Regions from separate parts of the Homo sapiens genome. Here region 2 is linked to region 1. Evidence: chromatin loops called from intact Hi-C (ENCODE). Cell type or tissue: Caco-2. All regions are shown on one strand. Each heading gives the region's core, and the rest is flanking DNA. Links, peaks and the distances in the headings are about the cores only.

The links. Peaks named below come from ENCODE experiments on the same cell type or tissue, not always from the same donor. Only the 100,000 strongest peaks of a DNase experiment are listed, where the experiment ranks them.
Region 2: a loop joins it to region 1, with 5 times the contacts of the local background. A loop is called at or near these places in 1 of 110 quality-filtered maps.

Annotation. Positions count from the first base shown.
Region 1 is chr13:59,973,446-59,976,366 of GRCh38, forward strand. DIAPH3 (diaphanous related formin 3) reads right to left here. Exons shown (of 28, transcript NM_001042517.2): 15 at 907-1,011. Among named protein-coding and RNA genes, the nearest start is that of DIAPH3-AS1, 38 kb to the right of the region's middle. In Caco-2, for the core only: no CTCF peak of the experiment used is centred there; no DNase peak of the experiment used is centred there.
Region 2 is chr13:60,328,231-60,331,151 of GRCh38, forward strand. It overlaps LOC105370228 (a long non-coding RNA gene), which reads left to right and starts at 195. Exons shown (of 3, transcript XR_942002.3): 1 at 195-338. RefSeq lists a silencer at 1,469-1,538. In Caco-2, for the core only: CTCF peaks have their summits at 1,586 and 1,790; a DNase peak (open chromatin) is centred at 1,531.

The sequences.
Region 1 (2,921 bases), core at 171-2,670:
AATGTGATACTTCCCTCTTGCAGCACTAAAGAAAGAAGATGAATGAGAATAATTTTCTTGTAGATAGGAGATTTTAATTTTTTTCTAAAATTGAATACTAACAGATAGCTATCTCTTAAGGTATCTCCAGACAGCCTCAGCAACAAAACTATCCACTAAGCATTTAAAAGAAAACAAAATTGCCAGTAAGATAGGATATAGTATACCTGAGACTATTTCAACATAACTGTAAATTAAGATGAAAGGAAAATAGCAAAACTATACTTATTGCTCATCATCCTGTACGTAAATCTACATGAAGAAATTTAGCTATGAATATTCTACCTCCTTACTTACATCCACATAAAGCATGCAGATGACGTATTTCTTGCTATCTAAATGTTTTATGTGTAGAGGGTGCATGGGAGCTATCTGCTTCATAATCCAGATTTACTCTCTTTTTTGTCATGTTTTAAATCTGTTTACTTTGGAAATTGAAAAATTATCAGAAAATGTTCTCATTCAGCTAGAGGTTATCTTTTACTGCAAGGGACCCCTAGGCTGAAGGTTTTAAAAAATAAATAGCTTGAGCAATAATTTCTTGTAGTGGGATAAAGATCAGTGATGAATAACAAATCTGAGAGTAAAAGATTTTCTTACTCTTTATGCTGAATTACTTAGGAAACATGTGACATTAGGAACAAAACCCTAACAAAACATAAGAAAGCAGATTAATTAGTAAAAGCTTAGATATACATACATATAGAAAAAAATGACAAAAAAATAGCAAAACACAGTACAAATAATGCTATAAAAATATACAAGCAAAATTAAAGTTTAAACATTTTGATGCTATGAAGATATAACATAACCTTTGCTCCCTCACTGTGTTTTTAATACCCAAATTCACTCAGAGTGGAATTTTACCTGAGACTTAAAAGCTTGTAGCTCTGCTTGAAGCTCATTAATCTTTGCCTCTTTTTTCTGCAATTCAGCCTGAGTTTCTTGGTGGTCGGTAAACTCTTTTTCAAACTGAAACAAATTAAAAATAATAACAAAAACAGGAAGATGAAAATGAAAAGCACTATTCTTCTTATAGAAATGTGACTCGAATGATCTGCCGGTAGAACACAAATTCCTGAATTGGTTTTATGAAAGGAGTGATAGAGTTTTGAAAAGTCACTTACAGTCTTTCTCTAGGCCCCTCCAGGTCCCAACCAAAATCGTTCATTCACAAGGGGGCAGAAAAAAGCCATAGACAAGTCTGTGACCTTCTCTCTGCAGAGCAAACTGGCCACAGTTATCTGCAGCATTGGCATTTTTCTTCAAAGTCTCTAAATATTATTGTGACTTTGTGTAAAATAATAGAGAGCAAAGCATTGTACAAATTCCTTGCATCTTCCACCTGCAAAAACTTATTCTTGAAACTTATCTGAAGTATATCAACATGATTTAGAGGATTTCATTTTAATATTTTTTATTACTAAACAACTCCATTCTATTCAGTTTCTAACTTTTTTTCTTGTAACAACATAATATCTCCTGATATCTTTGGGAAAGTAATGATAAATTAATTTTTCAAAGTCCCTAGTGAAATACCTTCTGGAAAAAAAAGGAAACAATAAAATTTGGTGAATCCAGTGAATTTTCTATAATAATTTATATATCCACTCATCACCAGTTCTCATCTTGCATTCAAACACATTCAACTTTGCCATTATTATGACTAAAAACCTCCTTTTTGCTCACAAACACAAGCATTTGACTTTCTTAAGAAAAATGAAAAAAAAAATCAATCAAAAAAATGCAACTATCTCACAAATGTGGCCTCCACATTTTAAATACACTCAAACCTTAATTAGGAAAATAACAACAATGTAGAACTCCACCGTTTACAAAGGGATTTTATTTTTACTTAGTTTATAAAGGGAATCTTACTTTGTCCTTAATAACACTAAGAGGCAGTTGCTAGTCCCTCATAGCTAGTAAAAGATGTGAGATTAAAAAGCCAGATTCCCCGCCTTCAGAGTCTAAGTTCAAATGAAACTATGCCACCTCCCTGCAATTAACGTTTAGATAATGCTTTACGGTTTTACTTAACAGACTATTTTTTGGAGCAGTTTTAGGTTCACGGCAAAACTGAGCAGAAAATAGAGATTTTCCACATACCCCCAACCCTACACATGCATTCTCTCTCCCCATACTTTATAGCTTTTGAAGCATAAAAAGAAGCATTCTTAAATTTCATTACAAAAACTCTGTGAAATAAGAAATACTGCTTTAATTCCCATTTTACAGGGAAGGAAGGTAAATTTCAGACTACTGATTCTCTCAGTCTCAACCTGTGTTCCTTTATTAAAATAACAAAAACTAATAGGTAAAAACTGTCCAAATGTCCTTCAGTTGACGTAAGCCACAGCAACACTACCATTCCCCACAACTACTACGGCTCCTACAAACCCCTCTTACCGTTAAATAATTAAAAAGATTCTAAGCCTATATCTAATCAAATTACTAACTACAAAACAAGCCATGCATGAGTCTCAGAGGTCCGCCCACCTTCTCCTGTCACCCAGTGCTTCCCCCTAAGGACTTGCTAAATCAATTGCCTTCACACCTCCCTTGCATAGTTTACCTCTCTGTACTTTCATCCCTCATTTTACTCCTTATAACCCCTTACCATAATCCCTCTTTAGCTTAAAAGTCAACTTTTTCAAAGGGTATTCTTAAACCACACTCACTTTTCTGACCTGTTGAACTCTGTTCATTTCATTATCTATCACACTTAGCTATAATTCATTCTAAAAACGCTGACTTACCAAATTCCAATTCCAGAAGTCCAAATTCCCTGGACTGCTCTCAGCCTCATCTTAGGTGATCTCTCTAGGGCCATGCTATTTCAATATCATAGCCACTGACCACAAATGATTATGTAAATGTAA
Region 2 (2,921 bases), core at 253-2,752, 350 kb after region 1:
TGAGCTATTACTTAATCTTCCTATTCACTCTGAGATAGCTACTATTATTATCTTGTTACAGATGAAGAAACCACAGGAACAGAAACTCAGAATAGAAAATCTATATCAATTTTTACACATGAAAATAGAACCTGACCCCTACCACCTGACAGAAGTTTTATATTTGGGGTATTGTATGATGGAAAAAAAAACCCAGAAAATGGGGTCTCTTACTGTGTAAAGAAGTGTAATGCTCCCAGAAGAAGAGAGTTCCACAGGGAGAGAACTGAGTAAGGAGACCTGACTTCCTCTGTGTGCAGGAAAGGCAGCTATGAAGGAAGACTGACCTCTTTGTGAAGGTAGGTATTTTGTTATCAAAAGGTGTCTTTCCTTTTGATAACAAAATAAAAAATTTATGTTAGCTAGAAACTTATCCTTTACTCTGCTAGTGCTCTACTAGAGCAATCTACATTTAGCTGTGTGTGATGTGCTTGTTTAAAGAGACCAAAGGAACATGGTGCCCTCAGGGAAGACGGCATCAGCTTCTTGAGTGGACCGTGGGTCACAGTTCCACGAGGTGATTAGCAGTGCTGTTTGGCAGTCTTAGAGGAGTATTCCAAAGAAATGTAAGACCAAACCTGGCAACCCTTATAGATTGGAGAATGCTTCCCTGAAAGGGGAAAAGAGGAAACTAGGAAACATTTGCATTTCATAATACACATGAATTGTTCGTAACATATAAGCATGATTTCATAGATAATCTTAAAAATAATCCAGTAATAATATGACACCGTGATAGCATTGTAAGTTAAAAAAAAAAAAATCACAAATCCGCTGGTAGCCTAACACCAACGAAACGTGGACAAATAACTTTTTGTTGAGAGTTACTCCTTTATCAGTAGCAACATTGTTGAGCTCTATTTGGAACCACAATGTATACATGAAGTAAAGTCTATTATTTGGAAATTTATAGATCAAATGAAAATAAGCCTACACTATAAGTTTAACCAAAGAATGCAAAATAAACTAGATTAATAATGATGAAGTGAACAGTCCTATATAATTAAAGAGTAAGACTAGTAGTGAAGAAAATTATGACTAACCCAACATAATACTGTTGATACACTGATGATAAAGGGTACTTTCAAAAAGCAGAAAGAATTTCAAGTATCTGCAATGTATAAATAGTGAGCAGTTTGCAAATTTGTTTAAAAGCCAGTAGAATGTTAATTTAGAGTCCCTAGTAAATTCCAAAATAAGTTTAATTTAATTTATGAATACCACATTGTAGTAATTCTTAGTAACTACTTACAAATTATTAACTCTCTTAGAAATGTTTTGGGCAGCATGTAATAGAAAACTCCAGCTGATATTGACCTAAGCCATAAGAATTCTTACTGTTTATGTAACAAAAGCCTGGAGGCATATGATTTGAGGATTAGATCAGCAGCTCCAGATTTTAGGGTACTTGCTTGATGTCTTTGTGATTATCTTGGACATCCCTGCAGCACCAGGCACCACATTCTCGGGCCTCAAAATTTAAAGACAAGAAGCAAGAGTGAGGCCAGAGTGGTGAGAGAGCTCCTCCCACAGGCCTGTTCCTGTTTATCAGGGAGAGAGAAACCTTTCCTAGAAGCCTGCCCATGAGACCTCTCAGGTCACGTTGGCCAGAACTGGGTCCATGGTCATGCAAGCTACAAGGGAGACCAGGAAAGTAAATATATGGGTTTTGTTTTGTTTTGTTGTTTTTTGTTTTGTTTTGTTTTTTTCCAGCTTCTAGAGAGGGAGAGATGAGCAAGGAAGAAGGAAGTTGGAAATGAGTGTTGGGCATCATTAATAAATGTTGGCCATGTTTTCTGTCTTAGTCTATTTGGGCTGCTATAACAAAATACCTTAGACTGGGTAATTTATAAACAATAAAAATGTATTGCTCACAGTTCTGGAGAATGAGAAGTTCAAGATCAAGGTGCCAGCTGATTTGGTGTCTCGTGAGTACCCATTCCTCAGAGGTGGTGCCTTCTATGTGTCCTCACATGGTAGAAGGGGGAAACGAGCTCTCTTAGGCCTCTTTTTTAAGGGCACTAATCCCACTCATGAGGGTGAATCCCTCTTGAAAAATCACCTCCTACAGGCTGCACATTTTAATTTTGTTGCATTGGGGATTAGGTTTCAACAAATGAATTCTCAGGGTATGGAAACATTTAGACCACAGGATTTTCCAAGTTTAGAAGCTCTTTCTCTGAATTTCTTACAACATGAAGCCAAGACTTCTTACATGGCAGGCCTTTCATGGGCCTATTCTCTAGCCTTCTCCCCACCTTCTCCCATAGACAACTGAGGTTCTGACCATTGTAAATGAATTGCAGTTCCTACACGTCAGCATCTGGACCTATACATTTACATCTTGGCTTTTCTATTCGCCCTTGAAAGAAACAGTCTGTGAAGTATGTTCCAGCCTTCTCTATAACCCCAGGAAAACTCCATTCTTTCCCCAGCATCCTGTATTCTTCTGTATCACTTGATCACATTGTTTTGTGTCTGTTTATTTGTGAGTCTTCCTCGCCAAACTCCAAAGGGGATTTTATTATGCTCACTTTGGGGCAGCACCTTGCACATTGCCAGGCATGGAATTATAGCTTCCTAAAGACTCCTTGAATGAAGGAATGGATGGATGAATATATAAATCTTTGGCCAGGCGCAGTGGCTCACGCCTGTAATCCCAGCACTTTGGGAGGCTGAGGCAGGCGGATCACTTGAGGTCAGGAGTTCAAGACCAGCCTGGCCAACATGGTGAAACCCCATCTCTACTAAAAATACAAAAATTAGCCGGGCCTGGTGGCACGTGCCTGTAATCCCAACCACTTGGGAGGCTGAGACAGGGGAATCGCTTGAACCTGGGAGTCTGAGGTTGCAGTGAGCCAAGATCGCACCACTGCACTCCA